Regions from separate parts of the Mus musculus genome. Here region 2 is linked to region 1. The links are chromatin loops, found by intact Hi-C in ENCODE. Cell type or tissue: heart. All regions are shown on one strand. Each heading gives the region's core, and the rest is flanking DNA. Links, peaks and the distances in the headings are about the cores only. Region 1 holds the start of Gm24221 (a small nucleolar RNA gene). Region 2 has its middle 36 kb from the start of Gm36597.

Region 1 (12,962 bases), core at 1,864-9,863:
CTTGTCACTCAAAGTTTTAGCCCATGACTTATTCCAAGAGTCAGTGTCTGTTTATCCAGAATGGCTAAGAAGTCTCAGCAAAGAGCTGGGGCAATGATCCAGTCCATAGCATGCTTGCTAGACTCTATCTTTATATTCTACTTTATGTTTTGAGATAGAGTCTCACATTAGCCTTGAAGCTCACTGATTCAGCTAGCCTGGCTGGTTGATGAACCCTGGGGATTTCCATCTCTATCTCCCCAGTGCACGGTTAACAGGCATGTGTCACCACACTTAGATTTTTACATGGGGGCTGTGGGTCTGAACTCAGGTCCTCGTACTCCCACTGAACTCTCTTATACTACAATGTCCATGATACTTTTCATGTGGGAGTAATTGTAGCTTTGGAGATGAGGGTAGAGCTGACATATCAGTGACAGATACATGTAGACACATCAGAAAACTCCAGTGCAGTTCCCACCATCACTTCCCACACAAGTGACCAGCACATATCCTTGGCCCTCTCTTCATAAATCAGAGCAGGAGGCCCAGATGGTACGGTATCCATATCATTTTCACTGACCGCGGTGTCCTTGAAGAGGTTGAGGTAGGGGAAACATTTGAGAAGTGTTCTTCTTCTATTTCTGTTAGTGTCCTGTAAGATAAAACACGATGCCCAGTCTCTGAGCATCACTTCAGTAGGCATCAAGCACAGTGGAAGTGGGGAAACAATAGCAAAGAAATTGAGGAACTGAGGCTGATTCAAGACATCAGATTTCCTGAGGTGGTTTGCACAAAGTAACAGGATACAAAAGCTCTGTTTGTTGGCTATTGTTTGAATGACTGTCACCACTTCCCCAAAAGACCCATATGATAAAGACATGGTCCCCAGTCTGTCATTTATTCACTAACCACTTTGCTTTCTGGGATGGAGTCCCTTAGTAAACCTACAGCACACTGATTCAGCTAAGCCAATGGTTCTCAACCTTCCTAATGCTGTGAACCCCTCAACACAGGTCTATATGTTGTGTTGACTTCCAACCATAAACATATCTTCGTCGCTATTTTATAACTGTAATTTTGATAATGTTATAAACCATAATATCTGATATGCAGGATATCTGATATGTTACTTATACAAAGGGGTCATGACCCACAGGTTGAGAACCACTGAGCTGGAGGAAGCCTAGCTTTACTGTACTGACTTCTTACAATCCCAGAGCAATGGGGCCATCCAATCTGGTGCTGAGAAGTCCTGGGAGCCAAAATAAACCTTTCTTCTTTCAAGCTGATTATTTACGGTATTTTGTCACAGTCACAGAAAGCTGACTACCACACCATTTCAATCGGCACTTCAGTGCTGGCAAGAATGCAGGCTAATGTTTGGCACCTGTGAAACATAAGTGAGGCTTTCAGCATTCCTGTTCTATAGACACTTTCATAAAAGTTTTATTTGTTCCCTGTGATGTTCAACGTAATACACACATCAAGTAAGCCATGGCGTCTGGCCAGGGAACACATTCCTTCTTTAGAAGACAACCCATGTGCCTGTCCAGAATTGCAAATGCCTTTCCAGGGAGAAAAGGGTGATGGGATGCCAAGGAGAAACCCCTGGACTTTGGAGCAATGGCTGCCATGTCCCATACTAAGAAGCTATCTTGACATCTGGGCACTGAGATCACTTATCTCTTTAGACTGATCATTATCGGTCTACATTTCTAAACCACTCTAGTTTTAGGAGAAAATAGAAACTGCCCATTCATATGTACAAAAGCAATGCTATCATTAAAAACTAGCTTTTCCCTCTCTGGATCAACAAGCTCAAGTGTGGGAATGGCATTAAGGCTTGGTCCTCTGCAAATAGTGGAGTCTGCTTTGAGTACTAAGGAGCCTGTAGCCACTTTTAGCACCCTACCTGATCTTCATTGGAAGTCAGGCTTCTCATGAATTTGACATTTTCTCAGCTATTTTGAAATACATAATTTTGTTATGGTTTAAATATGAGATATCCCCTATAGACCCGCCTGTTAGGTGCTTGTCCCCTAGCTTGAGGGGCTGACTTAAGAGGTTTTGGAAACTTTTAAGAGGAAGAAACTTAATGGAGGAAGTGGGTCATTGTGGACAGATCCTTGGAGCCTAAATCGTGGTCCTGCCTTGCTGTTCTTCTGTGTGTCTTTCTCAGCTTTCTGTCTACCTGATATGAAAAAAAGTCTCACTTCATGGTCCTACCTCAAGATGTTCTATCCAACATCATGGAACCAAGTGATCATAGACTGAATTTTGATACCATCGTCAAAAAAGAACATATTCTTCTATTAGATTGTGGTTCTTGAGTATTTTTGTAACAATCATGCAAAAGTCATAAATACAAATGCACTATAATTAATTATAATAACTCTGCTGTATGACAGATCTCAGAAATCCTTGTTTAACTGACATGTCAAACCCATTGATGCTCATCTCCCCATCCTCCTCACCATCCCTGGTTCCCACTCACTCTATGAATTTGACTATTTTAGATTCCATACAAATGAGATGCACAGTCTGACTTCCATATCTGGCTTATTTCATTTAGCATCATTCTTCCACTTTGCCACTGATAAATGATGTCATTTTGCTAATTTTTGAAGTTCTAATTTATTTACAATATCTTTCCCTTCCCTATCTTCCCTCCAAATCCTCTCATACATCCCTCCCTTCTCTTCTTCAAATTCATGGCCTCTTTTTCATCAATTATTCTCATATATACATATATGTGAATGACATGTATACATACACACACACACACACACACACACACACATATATATATATATATATATATATATATATATATATTTGTATATATACATATATTCCTAAATACAACCTGCACAGCCCATATGATGTTACTTGCATGTATGTTTTCAGGGCTGACTGCTTGGCACTGCACAGCCAATTGGTGTACTCTCCCTTGGAGAAAATCATTTTTTGCTCCCAGATTTTCTGATTTACCTATAATTCTTTCTTCAGAGTTGAGACTTTATGGGTTTTTCTCTGCCCAACTTGGCATGCTCATTCGCATCTACTATGTGATTTTTCATAAAGCTAAAAAGCATTTCACATAAATGTGTTCACACACATGCACACACAGAAAGCTGCAGCACTAACGCTCTTGCTTTATGGAAAATTTAGGGTACCACAGTAACATGATGAAGATACTGTTGTTGCTTTGTTTCCCTGGGAAAGTTGGGAAAGCCATTCCGTTGTGTCTTTATTTATTCTTTCAGAAATATTTATTGAGCACTCATGGAATACTAGACAGAATGTCCAGCACTATCAATAAAAATAATGAAAAAGGCCAACAATAGAGCAGAAAGTGTGTTTCTGCGTTTAAATATGTGTGTATTTATGTAAATGTGGGAGGTGCACACATGTTATCTGCTGAGCAGAATCCCAGAACAAGCTGGAAGTTGACACCCACAAAGCCTGGTGGCCTCAGTGCAGCCAGGTCTTCCTCGTTTTCTCAGAGCATTCTGCAGGGAGTGAGTCCCTCTGGGACCTCATCTCATGACACTCCGGAAGATACAATCATCATCCTCCCTGCTAAGTGTCAGCATCGTCAAACAAGAGCTGCAGGAACTTTCACTGATGACCAAGTCTGTGAGGGCGACAATGAAACTAAACAAACTGTTCCCACTAGAAATGCAAATCTCCCAGATTCTGCCTCTCAGAGTCCATTCAATTCAAAGGAAAAAGATCTCACAACTGGATGTAGGCAGCTGTAGACCAGCTAAACTTACAGAACTTATAGGGCAGAAATGGCCTTAGAGTAAAATGGCTTGCTTCCCATTGAGGGTGATTTGGGGAATGAGTTTTTCTTCAAGAACAGCAGATGGATGGGACACAGAAAACAAAGGTCTGTCAGCCACATATACAGAGAGCAGAGAGGCAAGCTGTTTAAATGGACCAGTGCTTTTGCCTCCAGATGTGGCAAGCTTTGCCTCAAAGGCTACAATTTGATTGTGTGCAGATTTGAGTCTAACAGTTCCAGACCTATTGTTTTATATGTTAACTGAAAAACTTAATCCAAATGTGTGCAATCTATTTTTTCTTGCAGCCATGAGACCAAATATGCACACTTCATCTGTCAGTGGCTATGACACAGCCAAGTCCTTTGAGACCAGTGACCCTGGTAACTTGAGTATGGCCTGTTTCGACTTCCATTCCAATTTACAACTTCTCCATGGCAACTGAGGAATCACCTCAATTGAGTGAGATGGTTCCTAGTAGGAAAATGTTTGCTGGTCTGCACATAACTTGCAGTAGATGCACATAGCTCTGTCCCTACCAAGATTTACAGACCTGGTAAGGTAATTCTCTTATTTGGCTTGTAATACAAATTTTGTAAAACACTAATTTTGATTCTGCTTTTAGTTTTTCCCAAAATGGAAATGTCTAAGCTAAGTTTATTTTTGGTTATAAAACTAATACATGCATACATTGTTCCTGTCAAAGTCTGAACACTTGATGGAGCTAAATTCTCTACTGAAAACAAACCCAGTTCCTGCTGTCTCCTCAATCAGGAAAAATATTCCTTTCCAAACTTTTGCTACATTCTCATTCCAAACACTTGATACATGCTAAACCCACAAACTCACCTGGACCCGTTCCTTTGCTTTTGTCTATATGTGAAAATTGAGTTTCCACCTAACGTTTGCAGCATCAAATTAAAGGTCTTTACAAAGAGCTGAGGTGTCTGCTATGGTTTTAGTGCTTATTGCATCCCAAACCCATGTTGAACTTTAGTTTCTTTGTCTGAGTACTAAGAAATGAGACCTTAAGAGGTGACTCAGACATCAAATCTGTGCTCCCGTGAATGAAATTGGTACCATCTTTGCCTCTTTGTCCTTTGCCCTCTACCATGTGAAGATGAAAGATCTGTCACTTGGGGGGTGGGGGCGAGGCATTCAACATTCCAGACAGAAGTGGAATTAATAAATCAGCTAGCGCCTAATGTGATGCCCTATTGGGTATCATCCCTCTCACAAGATGGTCCTGCCTTCAGAGACCTCTGTCTTGAGCCTCCAGAGAGGAGCGCTGCTTCTGGCCCATGGGAGTGTCTTGTAAGGGTTTGTAGAAAAATAAGGAAAAGCTAAGTAAGCAATGATTAGACTAATCTAGGCAAAGGAAAAACTTTAACATAGTTTCCCTACATACTTCTTTGACTAGAAAAATATAAGGTAGAATAAAGTCTGTAAATACACCCCAAACAGCATAAAGTAAAATTTATCTGGCCCAGTAGGCCATAAGATGCTTTAGTGAATTATGTGAATGGATATTTCTAAAATCTACTTCATGAAAGTTCAAGTGTCTTGTGGTCTTTAGGCATAATTGCTTATCCTCTGTCAACATGAAGCTCACAACATTCAGTGCTTTCAACAGGCCAGCAACTCACTCTAGGCATCCCTAGACAAACCTTGCCTCTTCACTTGAGAGATGATCACTGGTCTAAGGAAGCAGAAAATATGGCCGCAATGAGCTCTTGGAACTGAGTGCTGTATATTCCAGGAGTGAAGCATCCCTGGCAAAGAAAATCCTGCATGCAGAAGGACCTGGCTCATGTCCACCTGTTACACAACCTGGAAAGATGAACAGCATCACATGTTTACAGAGCTCCTTCCCTAAGCCAAGCATGAACGTATATGGCTGAGACTCATTCTGCAGCACTCTGGTCTGGGTTCCAGCACACCAACTCTCATCTCCTCCCAAGATGGACTATTCCATGATGGCTCATGGATATGACTACAGATCTGCATGAGAATGAGGGTAGGCCAAGTTGAAGCTTGCATTGTCCTGAATAACAGTGGCCACAATGACCTGGTAGCTTGGGACTGTCCCCTTCTGAACCTTTCCAGGCTACTCCCTAGCCATCCCTCCCCCATCATTCCTGGGAGTGGACAACTTCCCTAGTTCTGAATGTCTTTTCCTTCCGCTTGGGACACCTCACTTTTCCTTCAGGAAAGGCAAGTTCCCCCAGGCAGGATGTTCCCCACCCAGCAAAGCAAGTCCTTGAGAAGCCTCAACACTGATGGCAGCTTCAGACTCACAGGACTATTACAGTGGGTGCATAAGAATGGGCCTCATCAGAGTGATAATATAATAAAGTCACAGAAGCAACCATTCTCAATTTGTACAGCAAAAGCTATTTTAGAGACACATAGAGAGTTCCCTAATCATGTAAAACACACCAAATAAACTAGGGTTGTTTTGCATTCTGCCTTCCAATGTTCTTCACAATAGCTACTCTATCCACAATTTCACATACTCTGGTTTGCACTCTTTTTCTTGGCATCCACAGATGCACGACTTCACAGAAACCTTCCAATTATCTTAAAGATTCCATCCTTTCTTCTACATTGCTATGTCTTTTTTCCCCTTGGTAGTGCTGGGCACAGAACCCATAGCCTAGCACATATAGGCAAATGATCTATTCCTTACCATACACATTCCCTCTATGGAATTTCTGTTTTTATTACATTTTCCCTATTCTTGTTCTTCCCAGGGATTAGGCCTCCTCTGAAGAGGCCCCATGCATGATCCCACCCTTTCTAAATTCTCCAAGGACATTCATTATCTTGCAACTGCCTTATGTTTAATTTATGTTCTTTAATTTTTCAACTGTGTGGTCCTAACTAATGCATCTGGTTCTCTGAGAATGATATGTTCTCAATACAGGGAAAAACATTTATACACACAAGAACACTCAGGAAGATAGCCCAACCTAATAAACAAAAAATAAATATGCAAAGTAAAATAAACAGAAAAGAAGTGTGGCCAGTGAGCACATAAAAAAAAAAAAAAAACACATCCCCCATCACTAGATGGCAGAGTGAGGTCAGTCAGGTCTACTGCAACCAGAAGGAGTCAGTGTAAATGAGCTCATATTCAATTTGTGCAAAGGAGAAATCTGCTTGCAATAGAGAAAATAAGGAGAGAGGAAGGAGGAGAATGGAGAACAGGCTGCAGGGGACTCAGATAAGTGAGATGTAGCTAAGAGTCAGCAGCTGTGACTAAGCCTGCAGTATCTACCAGCAGCCTGTCACCAGGGCTAAGATTCTGGCTTCCCTGGTTACTGGGACTGCAGATGGAGCTCTACACTCAGGGAAGGCTGGCTCAAGCAGGACACCATCTTGGCAGTCCATGTGCTCTAGAGAGGGTGGAATTGGGAAACATGGCTAAGCTGTTAGAAATAGTGTTTGTTCAAGTCCTTACAGGTCACAGTAGAGGCCTAGTAAGGGCTTGGGCAAAGAAATAATCTGTCACCATATAAAACCAACCATTTCTGGTGAGATGGCTCAGCAGTCAAGAGTACAAAGGATACCTCTCCTGGGCATATACCCAGAAGATGTTCCAACTTGTAATAAGGACGCATGCTCTACTATGTTCATAGCAGCCTTATTTATAATAGCCAGAAGCTGGAAAGAACCCAAATGTCCCTCAACAGAGGAATAGATACAGAAAATGTGGTACATTCTCACAATGGAGTACTACTCAGCTATTAAAAACAATGAATTTATGAAATTCTTAGGTGAATAGATGGATCTGGAGGCAATCATCCTGAGTGAGGTAACCCAATCACAAAAGAACTCACATGATATGCACTGACTGATAAGTGGATATTAGCCCAGAAACTTAGAATACCCAAGATACAATTTGCAAAGCACATGAAACTCAAGAAGAAGGAAGACAAAAGTGTGGATACTTTGTTCCTCCTTAGAATGGGGAACAAAATATCCATGGAAGGAGTTACAGAGACAAAGTTTGGAGATGAGACAGAAGGAAGAACCATCCAGAGACTGCCCCACCTGGGGATGCATCTCATAAACAGCCACCAAACTCAGACACTATTGCATATGTCAGCAAGATTTTGCTGGCAGGACCCTGATATAGCTATATCTTGTGAGGCTTTGCCAGTGCCTGGCAAATACCCTGGAGGGCATCATCCTGAGTGAGGTAACCCAATCACAAAAGAACTCACATGATATGTACTCACTGATAAGTGGATATTAGCCCAGAAACTTAGAATACTCAAGATACAAGATACTATGTGCAAAACACATGAAACTCAAGAAGAAGGAAGACAAAAGTGTGGACACTTTGCCCCTTCTTAGAACTGGGATCAAAACACCCATGGAAGGAGTTACAGAGACAAAGTTTGGAGATGAGATGAAAGGATGGACCATCTAGAGACTGTCATACCCACGGATCCATCCCATAATCAGCCTCCAAATGCTGACACCATTGCATACACTAGCAAGATTTTGCTGAAAGGACCCTGATATAGCTTTCTCTTGTAAGGCTATGCCAGGGCCTAGCAAACATAGAAGTGGATGCTCACAGTCAGCTATTGGACGGATCACAGGGCCCCCAATGGAGGAGCTAGAGAAAGTACCCAAGGAGCTAAAGGGGTCTGCAACCCTATAGGTGGAACAACAATATGAACTAACCAGTACCCCCTCCCCCCCGGAGCTCGTGTCTCTAGTTGCATATGTAGTAGAAGATGGCCTAGTTGGCCATCATTGGAAAGAGAGGCCCCTTGGTCTTGCAAACTTTATATGCCTCAGTACAGGGGAATGCCAGGGCCAAGAAGTGGGAGTGGGAGGGTAGGGGAGTTATGGGGGCAGGGTATGGGGGATACTTTTGGGATAGCATTGGAAATGTAAATGAAAAAAATACCTAATAAATTAAAAAAGAAATGTAAATGAAGAAAATATCTAATAAAAATTGTTTTTGAAAATAAATAAATAAATAAATAAATAAATAAATAAATAAATAACACAGAGGCCCTGAGTTCTGTTCTCAGCACCCACATCCAGCATCCCTAAGGGATCTGATTTCCTCTTCTAGACTCCAAGCCTACCCTACACTCAGGTGCACAAATCCATACATAAGACACATACATGTATACACAATTTTTAAAAATAAGATAAATCTTTAAAAATAACCTTAAAATGAAAGAAAGATAGCATACACAAGTATTTCTCACCTAATATAACCAAAACAATGGTGTTACAGATTTTGTGTTGTTCAGCTACTGGAATATTCAGACATGCATTATGTGACATCCACGGGATGGGACTCAAGTCAAAAGACAGAACTCACTCCTGCTTCCGACGCATCTGTCCACGTGGCTTGGAGGGAGTTTTATGCTATTTTCGCATAATAAGCTCTACAATACTTTGCTCAGCATTTAGCACATGAAAAAGTGCTGTGGTGTGGTGTTCCCCATTGGTGTGTCACAGTTGTCTTCAGAGAGATTTGAGATCTGCAGCTCCACCCGTGTCCAGTATTTTTAAGGGCCTGGGATAACTGGAACTCCCACTTTGAAAACTGCAAGGAGGGTTTCTAAAGGCTAGAATGTACAGGTAGTCTATTAAGCTATTTCAGAAAAGAGGGTTCAGTTGTAAAACACAAGGACAAAATGACCAGTAGCAGAGCTGAGAATAACAGCCCATACAAAAGCAATCTATATCATATGAATGGCAGAAGAGTTTATAATTCACCAGGGGATTACTGAAAATAAAATGTCAATCACACCAACACAAATGAGTCTCACAGACAAGACACATACACCAAAAAACACCTGATGAGAACTCCCAGGAACAGGTAAAAATGCCTGTTAAGAGGAGCCCGGCTGTGGAGGGGTGGGCTGACTGCAGAAGCAGCAGGAGCCAGAAATGTCCCTGGTTGATGATAGACTCAGAGGTCAACATGTAACACATTGTTAATTAGCACAATCAAAATCAGTGCACAGTACAGCTGGCAACTGTAACCTTGGAATGAAGGGAGAGTGTGACTTGCCCACTAGGAACATTACACACAGCTTGTTTTGAGCCTGTTTTTCAAACAAAATACCTTTTGAAGGCATTTGTGACACCATAAAGTCAGAGGAATGCTCACTGGATATGATATAAGGTGCTTAACACATTACCATAAACTCCCGTATCACAGGAGTGTGTGCTTATGTTCTTACCAATCAGAATACAGGCTGGAGGACAAAATGTTGTATGAAGTTTACTTCAAATTTACCCCCAGTGGCTGAGAGACACTGAAGGCACAGGTCACTCTCCATCAGTGATAGCTACATGAGAGTGCATTTTCACTTTTGTCCTAAGTTTTCCATAATAGATGATCTTCTACTTTTATCCTTACTATCTAATATAATGAAAATATTATATGAGCACAGAATTTAGAAAATAATATCTAGAACAATGCCTGTGTGCACTGAGTTCAGATCCCCCCTCCTAACTAATTCCCCTGTAATGATATTTTTTTAATTAAACTTAGTTAGCTTTTGGAAAAGCCAGAAGGAAAAAACAAGACTTGGGATAAAGTTCTATTTTAAGGCAGAGCCTGTCTTGCTTCATCTTGTGAGGAACTCAGCAATATGAGCATATGAAACAATGCCAGGTTATCCCACCCCTGCCCTTCCTCCTCCTGACCCAGCCCATAGGATCATCCCACAGGGACAAGAGAAAATAGACTGATATCCCTTCCCTGAAGGAAGATAGTTGCTAGCCTAGCACATCCCTGAGCTGGTTGGAAGCTTCCCTCCTGGGGCTGGAACTAAGGAAATCTTCCTCCTGCCAACGCCCTGGAATTGTTATGGATGGACCTTATTAGCTCATCTTAACCTCCACCCAGGCTCCCTCTTTAAAAAAAAAAAAAGAAGCCCAAGGATACTATTAACACCATCCATGGCATCACCTCTCTGTGACTGTCTCTACAGCTTGAATCTTTATACTATGCTATTTCTTTCTCTTTTTTTGATTGATTGATTGATTGATTGATTGATTGATTGATTGATTTATGTGAGTACAGTGTAGCTGTCCTCAGACACACCAGTATAGGGCATCAGATCCCATATCTGATGGTTGTGAGCCACTATGTGGTTGCTAGGATTTGAACTCAGGACCTCTGAAAGAGCAGTCAGTGCTCTTAACCACTGAGCCATCTCTCCATGTACTATGCTATTTCTAAATAGAAATGTTTGTTGCAGGGATGCTGCAAACCTGAGGCTCTGGGGCAACTGTAAGTCAGGACTCTGATGGGGTCTGTGGACCATGGTGTTTGAAAACAATAGCGTGAAGTATGTTAACATATAGAGAACTCTGAGCAGACTCAACTAAAGTAAAATATAACAGCTAAAAGCTTTACTTCTGAATACTAGGTAGGTAGTACAGAGCACTTTGTGGGGACCATCACAGAACATTCTATCACATTGCTTTCTCAGTGTACCCCGTCTATAGTGTACTCTTGAAGCAGTGTTCTGGGGTCAGATACATATGAGTTTCAGCACTTCTGTGAACACTTGAGGTCACATTTTGAACCTATTATGTGGAATGTGAGGCCATGAATCTCACAGAGTAGTTCAGGGACCCGAAGCAAGAGCAACAGACCTCGGTGAATGTTCAAGATCAGATTTTATTTGGGGGTACAATTTCTAATAGCCAGGGTGGCTTGAACTTACTATGTATCTACAAAGGATCTTAAATTTTTGGCCTTCCTGACGCGACTCTTGGGCTAGCATTACATGTGTGCACCTCACGCCTGCTCTCACGTGGTGCTGAGGAGTCCAACCCATGGCTTCATGCATGATAGAAAAGCATTCTATTAGCTGAGCTACATCTCCTGCACCCTCTCCCAGACCAGGTTTAACATGTTCTTGATGCATATGAAATCTGGATGTGTAGCATTTCTTCACAGGTACCTTTCAGCACTGTCTACCTTTGTGAAGATGTTTTTATAAAATGAAAGATCAGGCTCCCTAATTTAAACTATGAAACAATTATTCTTGAAAGGCAACTTGTAGTGAGAATTTTGGTTTCTTTAAAACACCGAGAGAGAGAGAGAGAGAGAGAGAGAGAGAGAGAGAGAGAGAGAGGGAGAGGGAGAGGGAGAGGGAGAGAGAGGGAGAGAGAGGGAGAGAGAGGGAGAGGGAGAGAGAGAGAGAGAGAGAGAGAGAGAGAGAGAGAGAGAGGGAGAGGGAGAGGGAGAGGGAGAGGGAGAGGGAGAGGGAGAGGGAGAGGGAGAGGGAGAGAGAGAGAGATTATGGGAATATGCTTTCATTTTAATCCCAGATGTGGGATATGAGACTGCTTTAGATTGTCCACAGCAGCTGACTATGATTCGCCTAGTACTCTAGCAGGGGTGTAATATTGCCAGCAGCAAATAGTTTCAGCAATTTTGGAATTCTGGGGACTTTTCAGAGAATATATACAAACTAGAGCCCTAAGAGGTATGATAGATTGTTGGTTGTTGGTTCATTGTTGGTGGTTGCACTTTGTTAAGTAGGTTTGTTAAGTAGTGGTGCACAAAGAAGAAACAACAACAAGAAGAAATTAGATATCCTAATAGTGAAGATCAAACTTTCCCCAAGGAACTCAATATCTCTAATCAGCAGGAAGTAGTCTAATAAAAATGTTGCCCCCTTTCCTTTCTATCCGTTTTCCTCTCCTATCTAGTGTTAGGGGTTTGTAAGAGTAGAAGAATGATGGAGAAGGGTAGAAGAAAGAAGAACCCACAAAGCAGCTAGAGACTGGATACAGCAACTAGCCAAGTCTTGAACAGAAAACAAGACCAGGTGGGCCAGCTTCCATAGCCACACTGCTAGCCTAGGAAATCCAAAACTCTTACAGAATAATGCTAGGTAAATGTTACCTTTGGCTCTTTCACTTACTCAGGGACCCCTGGAGGCTGACTGATCCTCACCACCAGCTCTTTAGAAAGTCTGCTAACAGTCCACACTACAGTGACACTTGGGCCCACTGCATATGGTGATGAACTTGTCACTACTGTCACAGCTGTTGACACCACAGGCTAAGGACCCTACAGTGAAGGTCAGTCTTTGTTTTTTGCTGCCATTATTTGTTTTCTGCTTGCCCTTGAATTTTTATTATTTTATATTTATTTGATTTATCTTATTTTTCAATTTTATTTTT
Region 2 (12,962 bases), core at 2,175-10,174, 58 kb before region 1:
CTCTGCTCTATCCTCCATGCCTGCATTTCTTGTAGACCTAATAAATTTTGGGTTGAAAGTTTTGTGGGTGGGTTAGTGTCCCTATAGACCCACTGGGGTTCTTGTCTGGCTACAGGAGGTGTCTTCTTCAAGTTCCATATCCCCATTGATTTTTGGGTGTCTCCCTCATCCCAGGTCCCTGCCTGGTCCTAGAGATGCCCATCACCTCCCCATGACTGTCAGATGCAGATTTCCATTCATTCTCATGGCGATGTGACCATCTCCTATTCCTCTCCATATCTGGTCCTGAACACCACATTGCCCTCCCCATCTCCCACACAGTTCTCTCTCTCCATCTGCCTTTTATAACTATTTTATTCCCTATTCTAAGTGAGATCCAAGCACCTTCATTTGTGCCTTTCTTCTTGTTTAGTTTCTTTCCATCTGTGGATTGTAGCATGGGTGTCTTAATTAGGGTTTTACTGCTGAGAACAGACACCATGATGAAGGCAACTCTTATAAAGAACAACATTTAATTGGGGCTGGCTTATAGGTCCAAAGGTTCATTTCATTTTTAGCAAGGTGGGATCATGTCAGCATCCAGGCAGACATGGGGCTGGATGTTCCACCTCTTGTTCTGTAGGCAGCTAGGAAAGAAGACTGGCTTCCAGGAAGCTAAGATTAGGGTCTTAAAATCCAGGCCCACAATGACACACTTCCACTAACAAGACCACACCTATTTCAACAAGGCTATACCTCTTAATAGTGCCACTCCCTGGGCCAAGCATATTCCAACTATCACAAAGGGTATGCTGTATTTTGTGACTAATATCCATATATACATGAGCACAAAGTCCTTAGTCATCAGGAAAATGAAAATCAAAACAACTCTGAAGTACCATTTTATACCCATAAGAATTGCTAATATCAAAACGTCAAAAGATAACACATGCCAGGGAGGATGTGGAGCAAGGGGGGAACACTCCTCCATTGTAAGTGAAAGTGCAGGCTTATACAATCACTTTGGAAATCAATTTGGCAGTTATTCATAAAACTGGGAATAGTTCTGTCTCAAGACCCAGCTATACCACTCCTGGACATAAACCCAAAAGATGCTTCACCATTCCACAAAGATATTTGTTTATAGCAGATTTATTTGTAAAACCTAGCAACTGGAAACAACCTAGATATTCCTCAGCTGAAGAATAGATAAAGAGAATGTGATGACTCTACACATTAGAGTACTATACTATACTAATCTATACTAATTATCTATTAAAAACAAAGACATCATGAATTTTGCAGGAAAATGGTTGGAATTTGAGAATATCATCCCAAGTGTGGTAACCCAGTCTTAAGAATCCTTTAACTGGGGAGCGGGAGAGATGACTCAGCAGTTAAGAGCACTGGTTTCCAGAGGGTAGGGTTTAATTCCTACCACCCACATAGTAGCTAACAACTCTTTGTAACTCTAATCCCAGGGAATACAACAGCTTCTTCTAGCCTCTTTGAGCACTGCACAAATGTAGTATACAGGCAAACACTTAGACACATAAAAATAAATAAATCCTAAATATGTGTGTGTGTGTGTGTGTAATAAATACTTATATATAGCTTATTTAATCCTAATCTGTACAGGAATAATCAGCTATTTGGCCACAATTTTCTGCTCATATGAGCAATAGCTGTCCCTCACCTACAATGAATGTAGCCTCCCTTTCACACTAGTGCAGCATAGGCAGATGCCTACAGCAAGCTCCGGGGACCTGGTAGCTGCACACACCAGGCAGGTGTCTCAGTGATTTAGCCAATAGCACACAAAAGAGCCATGCCTTATATCATCTGCCTTCTTGTCACATACTGACCACCTGCCAAATTCTAAATAGGGTTTGGGAAGGTTGTATGTAAGTGTCTATGTTAGGAAGCAATTTATTATTACAACAAAATATCTGAGCTATTCAATTTTTAAAGAGGAAAGGTGAAAACTAAAAAGTAGCTAACACTTTGGGAGGTTTGGTTTACAACCAATTGGACCTGTTGCTTTGGGACATCTCAACAGGAAATGCATGGAGGAACAAAATTGCTCCCCTTGGTGGCTGAGCAGCAGGTAAAAGAGAAGCAAAGACAAGGATCTCAAAGTCTCTTCCAGAAGCAATCCTCCAATGACCTCAGACCTCTCACAGGGCCCCATCTCTTAAAGCTTTCTATAACCTCCCAGTAGCACCAAGCTCTTGGCCACACAGGTCTGTTGGGACCATCTTAAATCTAAATTGTAAAAGAGCCACTGCAGCAGGAACTAATGAGCCATTTGCAGACAAGTGATCTTTTCTTCTCCTTGTGTTCTGTTCACTGTTACACACAGGCCTGAACAGTTCTTCCCAGGCTAGTCTCCATTTTGTATCATGGTGAACTCCATTGTCATGAAACTTCAACTTAGGAAGGATAACTGTTCTTTGAACTGTCATAGCTTTATGTAGATTTACAACTTTTTTCTGTTTCTGGAATCTTCCAACCCCCACTTTCCACCACCCCCAACCCCAGACTTTCAAGAGATGTTTGTGTTCAGTAGAAATTAGAAGCTTTGAAAGGATTCTAGATTCAGACAGCAAGGTCTAAAATAACTCTTGGTGGGCGACTGTGAAATCATATCACTACAGACACAAAATACACACAGACACAGAGGAAATAAAAGTTCTCCTGGAAAGTAAGCTTGACAGAAGCCCGACTCCAAGTGTCCCTGACTTCAGACCCCATTGTGCTTGCCTATTCCAGTGGAAGTGAAAAGGTCTATACAGTTATCCAAAGTGACCGTTCCATGAGAATTTTCTTATTTTTTATTGTCCTTTCATTTTTTGTGTGCAGGGTTTTTATTTTTATTTTTATTAAATTAATAAAATTTATTTTAAAATATACAACTCAGTATTGATATTTTTAAGTCATCGAAAAATTTTATAATAGATAAATGTCTCTTAAATATACATGATATCTTCTGAAGCTAAAAGTAATATGCACTCAACCAGTTTTTAAAATCTATTTGGAACATTAAACATGATAGAAGTAGAAAAAATATGCTATGAAATCCTCTATGAAAGGAAATTGTGAAAAGTTCCTGATTAGACAGAAACCATTCCATCTCCAAGGGAGAATCCACAGCATAACTGTGGCTTCGTAGAATGAATTGGGTAGTGTTCCTTCTGTTTCTATTTTGTGGAATAGTTTGAAGAATATTGGTACGGATCTTTGAAGGTCTGTCCATGAGATTTTTTTATATCTAAGTTATTTGATGTTCATGGTAAGATTGGGCTGAAGTCAGTGCTAGAATACTGGGTTAGTGTACACAATGCACTGAGTTTGATCCCCAAAATGGCAACAAACAAACAATAAAATAGATAGATGATAGATAGATAGATAGATAGATAGATAGATAGATAGATAGATAAAAATAAATGATAGCTTCAAGGCAGGTGCAATCCACATGTACCGTGAAGATTGAAGACTACAGAAACAGAAGGTCAAGAGAGGCCCAGGTTACATGGGGAGGGGCAAGCACAGTCCAAAACACATCAGGAAGAGACACTGCTTGATCATGTTGAGGGGGACAAGTAGACATTTCCCAGGTTATATGAGAGAAGGGTAGACACTTTCCAAGGCACATGAGCAGAGGAAGAGACTGATCAGGTCACATGGGGAGTATCATGTACTTTCCAGGTCACGTGGGAGAAAAACAAAAACTGCCGATGTATGTGGGGAGGGGAAGGCACTATCCATGTACTTGCAAGAAGGATAGATAATACTCAGGCCACTGAGTATAGATAGAGAGAAGATATAGAGAGAAGGGATTAGTAGAGGCCACCTCCTGGCTATCCCTTGGGCCCTAGAGGCCTTTCCCTACTACATTATGACACAAGATGGTGGAAACAATTTTAGAAGCTTTAAAATTAAGTTAATTGGCCAAACTATTAGAAGCATATCAAATGTAGTGAGTTGTTTGGGGTAGTAGAGGGTCTGCTCCTGACAATACGAGATTGCAGGCCCCAAGCAAGTAAACTCTATGTAATACACTTCCCACAGCAACAAGTTGAATTACAGGCATAGGACCTCCTGGTGAGGCCTCTAACTTTTGAGTGGACACTGAGGTTCTACTTCAATAGATGCGAGGTGGTATGGGAACTGGAGAGATGGCTCAGTGGTTAAGAGGATTTGCTGCTCTTACAGAAGACTCGGGTTCAGTTTCCAGGACTTATATCATGGCTTATATCCATCTTTAATTCCAGTTCCAAGGGATCTAATTCCCTCCATGGGAACCTGGCATACACCTCATGGAGCCACATACATGCAGCCAAACACTCATACACTGAGTAGAAACAGAAATTTGAAAGGACCCACTGAGTTCGTTCCTCTCTGATTAAAACTAAGAACCTGACAGTCATTCTGTGATATCACAGAGGCCAGTTTGTGGGATACCTGAAGCTGGCTCACTCCCCATTGAGAATCAATTGTCTTCCCCTGTGACTGACTCACTGAGACTCAATATATGGTGCTGATGAGCCTCATGGGCCATCTGAATTATTTGTACCTGAAAAACTCCCAAACAAATCCTTGAAACCACCAGACTTAGTAAAATTCTACAAGACTGCCACTTTATACGAGGGAGGACAACCCAGAATGTGGCAGCCTTTCTCTTCAGCCTGCAGATTTCCTTGGGTTTCTGAGTCTATCCACACATAAAGGTCTGGGTCAGGAGAAACATAGTCACAGAGCCTCTCAGGATCTTGCTTTTCTGATCTGAGAAATGGGCAGAAGAAATGAGTGCGTGACTCTGATCTGTAGGGGTTGCAGATGCAGGTCTTCTTTCCTTTTAAGGCAGTTATCTTTCCTTTTAAGTCTAGGATTGTGAGAAGTCTGGCTCTTATTTCTGGTTTTTCATGGTGTCGAACCAATATAGGATTCTGCTTGGAGCATTTTGTTATTTTAGATCCACTTTCACTGCAAACCCTATTCTTTGCTGGGTGACATTGACGAGACTTGAGGATCTTCCTTCTTTACTCTATGTATGTTTCAGGAAAGTAAAAGAAGGCAGGAGTCACATTTATGTGACTGTAAATACTAGAAAGAAACAACTTCCTCAGGGAAGAATTTGCTTAGGCTCATGGTTACAGATGGCTTTAGTCCATCGTGGCAGGAAGAAACAGCTGAACAGGTTAGTTCATGGGTGACTGATGACCCACAGCAGATCAGGAAACAGAGAGCAGAACAGGAAGTACGCAGAGACACGAAGTCTGCAAGCATGCTCCCCGCCCCTGTGACCTACTTTCTCAAGCTAAGCCCTAACTCAAAAAGATTCGACAGCCTCTCCAAATATTGCCTTCTGTTAGTACACAAGCATTTAACACATAAGCCTGAGGTGGAGGACATTTCGTATTCAAACATGTCCAATGATATAAAACCTCCCAGTGGGCCCCACCTCAGAAAGGTTCCACCACCTTCCAACAGAGCCAGAAGCAAACCACAATGAAATCACAGCTGATTCTAGTATTGCTATCAGTCATTTTAGTGGTGTGTGAATTACTGGATTGTAATGAAGTTTGTTTCATCACAATCCTGAACTTGAAGTTACCTATACACAACTTGTGAGTAAGACCTCAAGGTCTTACATACATTATTTGACTTGAAAGCAGCTTTTAGGTGAGCTGGTCTCCAGCTGCTCATTGCTTCACTCCTTTCTACCTGGGATTTTCCTCCTTGCCACCACTGCCTCCTCCTACCTTCTTTCCTTCTCTTTCCCTCTTCTCCTCCTTCTTTCTTTTCTTCTCTGCCCCTCTTCCTGTGCCTATCTGTATGGAGTGAGACTGCCACAGCTTGCTGCCCACATCCATGGGGTTTGGGCATTGGGTGGCTGCTTAAGGCAGACTTATCTTCATATTAGTAGGCCTTGTTGAGGATGCCATTGTCCTGGAGCCAAATCTGTCTCTTATCTTATAGCTGCCATCCATGCTAGCGATGGTCCTTTCTTTTAGGCTTTGATGTCCAAGATGACTCTCTTATTTCCTCTTGCACTGTCTGTCATTCCATTTTCTTCACAGGAGTCTCCATGATTTCCTTTAAAATTGGATATCTTCCTTCCCCTGGCAGAAATGGGTTGACCACACCCCCTAGAATTAACCCAAATGCCACTCTTTATTTACAGCCTACTTCTCATTCACATTTGAAGTAGCTTGGGACCATATCTACTTTATCAATATAAAATCAAGTGAGCCCCATGAGGTTTCCAGCACAAGCCAATAAGAAAGAACAGAATATAGATGATATAGATATAGATATAGATATAGATATAGATATAGATATAGATATAGATATAGATATAGATATAGATATAGATATAGATATAGATATAGATATATACAGATATAAATAGATATAGGGCAGTTCAAAACCTTCTGAAGTGTCAGACTTTGTAGGCAGGGGTCTTTAGATAATGAGAATACAAAATATGCCTTTCTAGAAGAGAGAAGAGAATCTTAGAACATGTCCATGAAACATTACAAGTGAAATTGTCACTGTGACTAAAATTGTCTTTGAGGGAATAAAAATCAAAGGATAAGAAAAGAATTAATCCTTAGCAGGCAGGCAGGGTTTTTTTTCTTTTTATATCCTGATTATGAGTCATTGGCAGTGCTCTGTGTGTGGAAGTGTCCCTAAGTGCCTCTCCTTTGCAAGAGCAGTTATTTTGAGCATTCTTCACTTAAAAATCAAGTGGCAAGTGCTGCAAGATTCAAAGCCCAGGTCCTATCAGTGTGTGGTTTCCCAGAGGCTGGGCAGTGGGAGACCACAGCTGGGAGCCATTAGACATGCAAAGGAGAGGAAAAGTGCAGGCCACCCTGAAGTTTCTGCGATCTGCTAACACTGGCTTAGGCAGCTGCATGTGAAAGGCATCCTGTGTTCTTAGTCTCTAATTACCCAAATGAAACTGAATTTCCAAATACAGAAGAGGGACTCCTAGACCCAAACAGAAGCCAGAGCTCAAGTGAGACAATGACTACCACCAAATATTACTACTCAGCTCTGTGGCATGACTCCACTTCCTTCTTCCTTGGATTCTCTTTGAGAGTCCACAAGAAGCATTTTGCAATGCATGTAGGGAAACATGATTAATGAAAGTAAACTTTTTAAAATAAATGGGACATAAAGAAGTATATCCCATTAATTTTAAAAAGTAGCCGAGAGAAAAAAAACTACATAGAATAAAGTCAAGTGTTCTACAAGTGAGCATATTTTTGGATTTGGGTTCCCCGGCAGCCCATGAAAGAGAAAAGGAGCAAAGAGTAAATAGCATAGATGGCTACCCTTTGACGGTTTAACAATCCTACTGCAGAACAGCCTTCCTTACTCTAGACACACTGACCCAGCTGCAATACAGGCTAGGTTAAACAGGGCTGGAATTGAGCACCATGCCTTCAAGCCAACGAGCTAACTTCTAGCAAATCCACCTGGCAGGCTTGACTCTGCTGACTTCCGCAACCCTGCCCTTCAACTCTGGTGTCTTAACTTAAAAATGGGAATATATGTCCTTCCGAATCTATAAAGAAGTGGTTCTAGGAACCTCTGAATACCAAATTGACCTTTGCAGAAAATGGTCATATTTTTTTAAATTTTATTTTATTTGTAATTCATTTTTTGCACTCTATATTACACCCCTACCCCTCCCCATCCTCCCTCCGACTGCTCCACATCCCACACCTCCTCCCCACCCAACTCTGTCTCCACTTGGATCCCACACATATCATTTCAAACACTTCCTTGTGATAACTTTTTGTAAATACTTGTTCTACTAAATTGGGTAAGGAACAATAAGAAGACAATGCTTATATTTTCAACTCACCCAGCACTGTAAAACTTTTCCCTTTGCAGCTGTCTGAGTACATGAACAAGAATCCTGCAGATACAGAGGACCATGTGATGCTAATACCACATATGTTTGATAAGTTCACAGAATACTTGAAGGGTCTACCATATGGTACTATTGACTAAGTATGGATGAGATACACAAATCACACCTGTCCACCCTCAGGGAATATACATGTTTGTGCAGTCAAAACATAACTCAGTTTTATGGTAATAAGAGGTGGTCTTATAAGATTGAGCCTCCCTACCCCGAAGCTGACAGTGACTCAAATACATAAGCAGTTTGCTTGGGTATCCCCAGGCAACCTCTCAGAGGAGAAGACAGTACATCAGAAATAAAGACAAGTAGTTGTATGTCACAGGATGAAAGAAAGTGATCATCAAGTGTCTCGGGTAGAAAAGAGACAAAATTAGAAAGGAGTATTCTCTACCAGTCTCTGTTTCTCTGTTGGATATGGTGCCATTTAAAGTCACGATTTCCATGTGTAGAAGAAACAAAAGTATAAAAGTGCCTGGAAACCATAGAGCAGAAGCTAAGAGAGTGGATGAGCTGGCCACACTGATGGACAGGGCAGGATGGCCATTAGAACGAAGTCTGCTAAACCTGGGACAGTGATGTCAATGCCACAGTCTCAGAACTTATCATCTCAACTCTTGACAGTGTTTATTCCATTTCTAGGATTGTGCATGCTCAAAGAAATCTTTGCTGTACTGGGCTCCTATGAAGACCAATTTCTTTTTTTATTGAATTATCAGGGGAGAAAAGACATTTTTCTTTGTGAATGCATGGCAATCAACCTGACATGCTTTCTGCAAATTGCTGTTACATATTTCATGTCTCTGGGCATTATCTATCCTTTTGTTCTAGTTGCATGATCATCAACTACCTTTGTTATTATTTGCATCTCAGTGCCCTGACATAGAGACAGGGATGTCCATGGATGAATGAGTGGTTCAGAACTTGGACAGATACAATCCAGGCTGGGACTTCAGGTAGATTCTGAGAAGTCTAGAGTCTATATAATAACTTAACCCAAAGTCTTGCTTTTTCTCATGATAAATGAGTGCAATATCTGCATATCAACCCAAGTCTATTTTGATAATTTGAGTCATATTTTTTGTATATGTGAGAATTTTATACACAGAAATGCCCTGTTATTCCATTTGATTATAGCTAATCTTGGTGTTCTAGTTTAAAGACATGGAAGGAAACACAGAGAAGCAGTCTAGGATGATAGAGAAAGGAAAGCAGACACCCGAAACAGTGAGAAAGCAGCAGCTATAGTGAGGATGGAGTTTCCACAAACAAATACAGATGTTAGCAGCTGCTGGCATGCTCTATTGTAGCACCTTGTACCACAAGCCAACAGCTGCTGGAAGCAAGCATCTGTGAGTGTCTGCTGGCTTTCATAGTCCAAGTGTGGTCATCATGTGAGCTGGGCAGAGAAGGTCCTGTAGAGTTAATTCTGTAGAGGAAGACTTCTGAGGCAGTGATGCAGCAGTGGATGAAGGCCGGTGCTACTCCCTCCATTATGCGGGCAGGGAGAGGCATCCTGCATATCACATAAGTCAGAACCCTGGCAGCCCTGAGCCTAGGAAAGCTGGCTGCACATCACCACACCTGCTAATGTTTTTTTCCCCATGGTCTTTTCCATATTCCCACTTTCCCCAAAGCTAATTCCGGGTCTGAAGTAAATTCTAATCCTGAAAAACCCAACCCAAACACCATTACCCCAAATGTTGAGATCCCGAAAGAGAAAAATTCTCAAAGCCTAAAGTCCCTAAAAATCACAATCTCAAGAAGTCTAAATTCTGGGCAGCAAAGTGGCTCAGAGCAAAAGTGTTCATTGCACAAGGCTGAGAACCAGAACTGAATCCCCAGAGCTTACAGTGGAAGGAGAAAACCAACCAAGATCTGTCCTCTGATCTCCATGTATACATCATAGCAAGTGTGTGCCTATGGAAGCATGTGGGTATACACACGTGCATATGCAAAAAGCAAGAAAAAGAAAAAGAAATAAAAATTCAGTCTCACGTCCTCATCATCTAAATAATGAAAGATGGAATCTTAAAAACTCACTTCTGTGAGAAAAAAAATGAAGAGGGGGGTAGAAAGTAGAAAGCCAAACATTGGGGAGATTAGCCAGTTGAAAATGAATATTTGTCTGCCTTGGCGACCCTTCTTCCAGCTAATGAATCCCAGCAGCTTCTAATGGATTAAAACCACATTTGCCTAAAGGGACCTAGGAAGTCATTGGCTGGTTGAGAAGTAATTATGTGCCTGGTAGGATAAGAAGTCACTAATGCAGCTGCTTTAACAATTCAACCTCTAGTGCTGTCCCCAATAAATCTATGGCCTGTATGAGAGAACACGTGAAAGGGTATACATTCACCCCAAAAATAAAGCAGCAGGACACAGAAGATAGGCAATTGTAGTCAGAAATGCTGTCTTCAGTTACAAGACTTACAGAGGAGCAGTGACAGAAAATGATGTGGGCCAGTCTCCTGGGAAAGTGATTCTCAACGTGTAGGTGGTGACCTCTTTGGAGGTTCAACAACCCTTTTACAGGGGTTGCCTAGGATCACCCTGTGTGTCAGATATTCACATTATGATTCATAACAGCAGCAGAGTTATACTTACGAAGTAACCACAAAACAATTTTATGGTTGAGCATCACAACAGTGTAAGGAACTATACTAAAGGGTCAGAGTATTAGGAAGATTGAGAACAACTGTCTTAGAAGACAGACACTCTGAAAGAAAAAAAAAAAAAACACAGAAATTTCTCAAGAGGGGAAACTCCAGAGCAGTAAAAACTGACTAACTTTTATGGACAATCTGTACCAAATCACTGATAGTCCATCCCTACAATGGACTTTCTCAAATGTCAGATTTTCTTTTTAATTGTTTTTTTTTCTTCTTTTTATTATTTATTTTGTTGCTTTGTTTTTATTCTATACAGGGTATCACTATGTTGGCCAGGCTGGCCTCGAGCTCACAGAAATCCACCTAAGTAACCCACCTAGTACCTCCCAAGTGCTGGTATTAAAGGTGCGTGGTACCATGCTTGGCTCTTTTCCCCCTTTTTAAAGTTATTTTCCTACTTCCTAGTGGTCGGCATTGTTTAAAATTCACTGTGCTGCATTTTTCTTCTTTGCTCCATTCAGATCCTGAAGGTTAAGTTGTGGGAGGGATTTTACGAAGCTCAAGTTTACATTCTACTAATTTGACTTTGTGTGACTTCACTATGACATTGTTGATTTTGTGTATAAGTTTTGACGTTATGGGTACAACTGCTGAAATTCCCTTGATACTTCAAAAGATGTGTCCTGAGTAGATCTGCATTTGCAAAGATAAAAGGTTCCCAGAGCTCAGTTTGGAGCATGGGAAGGGGTCGCCCTCTGGGACTTTCAAACATCTCCTCTAAAGGACATAGGTACTCATTCGAGTCTTCATAGATCCACAGTGTCCAAACTGGGTCTATAACTAACCACAGAGGTCCATGCTTAGACATCTCAGCTTCTGGATCCTTCATGAATAGGAGAGATTGTCTGCTCCCGACTTTCATACTATGCAATTATCATTAATACATCTAAGCATTTATGCTTGCAAAAATATGTATATATTTTAATACTTGTTACTTTGCTTGTAGCTGTGACACTATGCATGACAGAAAAACATTAAGAGAAGGGAGCTCTATTTGGCTAATGGTTTCAGGGACTATGACCACCATGGTAAGGGTAGCATAGCACTTAGGCTTGATCCTTGGCCACAGCATCGTATCATGGCAACGGATAGAAAGTAGAGGACTTGAGTCAGAAGTGTTGCAGATCATATACCATAGAGGCCTTTTCCCAGTGGCCTACATCTATCAGCCAGGCTCTCAAAGGTTCCAAAATGATGCTTCCACTTGGGAGCAAAGTGACCAGACACATGAGTATGTAGTGAACATTGTAGATCCAAACCCTGACTCTTATTAGATTATATGAGGGTTTATATTTGAAAAATACAAGTATGGGGTTAATTCCTACACTATTTTATAAAGTGCAATCTGGAGTACCCTGTCATGTTTTGCTTAAGTAAATTCCTCTAAAAATGTAAACAAACAACTTTTGAAGAATCTTACAATTTTCATAGAACTATATTTTCAGAATTTTGGACTTGACGGATTTTGATCTTTTAATACTTCAACATTTAAAATTTGACATTAAAAATTATATCTATAAGATTATTTGCCATACTTATTGAAACCACCTCCCAATTAAACGACTTGTGCCCAATCTCAGAGTCAGTTTTATAGGAAATCTCTATAAAAACAGATAACTAGTTAAGTAAAAGTATTTCAGATGACCAATATATATCTGGATTGGAATGTAATGACTTGAATAAGATATTTTCTTTTTCTATGAGAAAAGGTTAGCATGAAGATAACTTGGTCTCCAGCTGTATTTAGTGAGTTTCTGGAGACTTCAAAGGGAGAGCGGCTTAGCTGGAAGAAGTTGCTTGACCAGGGTGTGTCTATGAGAATTGTGTCTCTTCTTAGCTCACTCCCCTTCCCTCCCTCCCCTCTCTCTTCATCCTTTTCAGGTGTCTCCTCTGATTCTCTTTCATGTCCCTGTGACACTCTTTTTTCTTGAGGCTGTCTTCATCTCCGGCTTGCTCCCTGTCTCTTTGTACTGCTCTGGTTTTCTGATATTCTATTTGTCTCTCCCTCCATCTCTCTGCCCCTCCACTATTTTTGTCTCTTTCCTATTTCGGTCTACCATGAACTAAGTACCTCTGTAACAGGCTTCCACCACTGTGATGTCCTACCTCACTGTAGGCTAAGAACACTCAAAGTCAAGGACTATGACCTCAAATCTCTGAAGTCATGAACGAAAGGAAACCCACCCCCTTGTTTATGAAAGGTTATTTTGTCACAGAACTACAAAAACTGAGTAAAACAGATGAAGAGATGCTTTTCCTCACAAACAGAAATGAGACTTGTCAGGTAAAATCTTGTATAGAATGAAATTTGTTGAAAGACTGTTTTTGCATCCACACTGTTAATGACTTTTAGAATAATCATCTTAATACAATGA

Evidence for each region. Hi-C counts contacts between places; a loop is a spot of excess contacts. Peaks named below come from ENCODE experiments on the same cell type or tissue, not always from the same donor. Only the 100,000 strongest peaks of a DNase experiment are listed, where the experiment ranks them.
Region 2: a loop joins it to region 1, with 1.9 times the contacts of the local background. A loop is called at or near these places in 2 of 42 quality-filtered maps.

The regions. Positions count from the first base shown.
Region 1 is chr2:148,142,577-148,155,538 of GRCm38, reverse strand. Gm24221 (a small nucleolar RNA gene) reads right to left here and starts at 4,396; the gene lies at 4,077-4,396. In heart, for the core only: a CTCF peak has its summit at 6,881 (motif pointing right); a DNase peak (open chromatin) is centred at 5,938.
Region 2 is chr2:148,200,618-148,213,579 of GRCm38, reverse strand. No RefSeq gene overlaps it. Among named protein-coding and RNA genes, the nearest start is that of Gm36597, 36 kb to the right of the region's middle. In heart, for the core only: no CTCF peak of the experiment used is centred there; no DNase peak of the experiment used is centred there; H3K27me3 peaks cover 470 bases.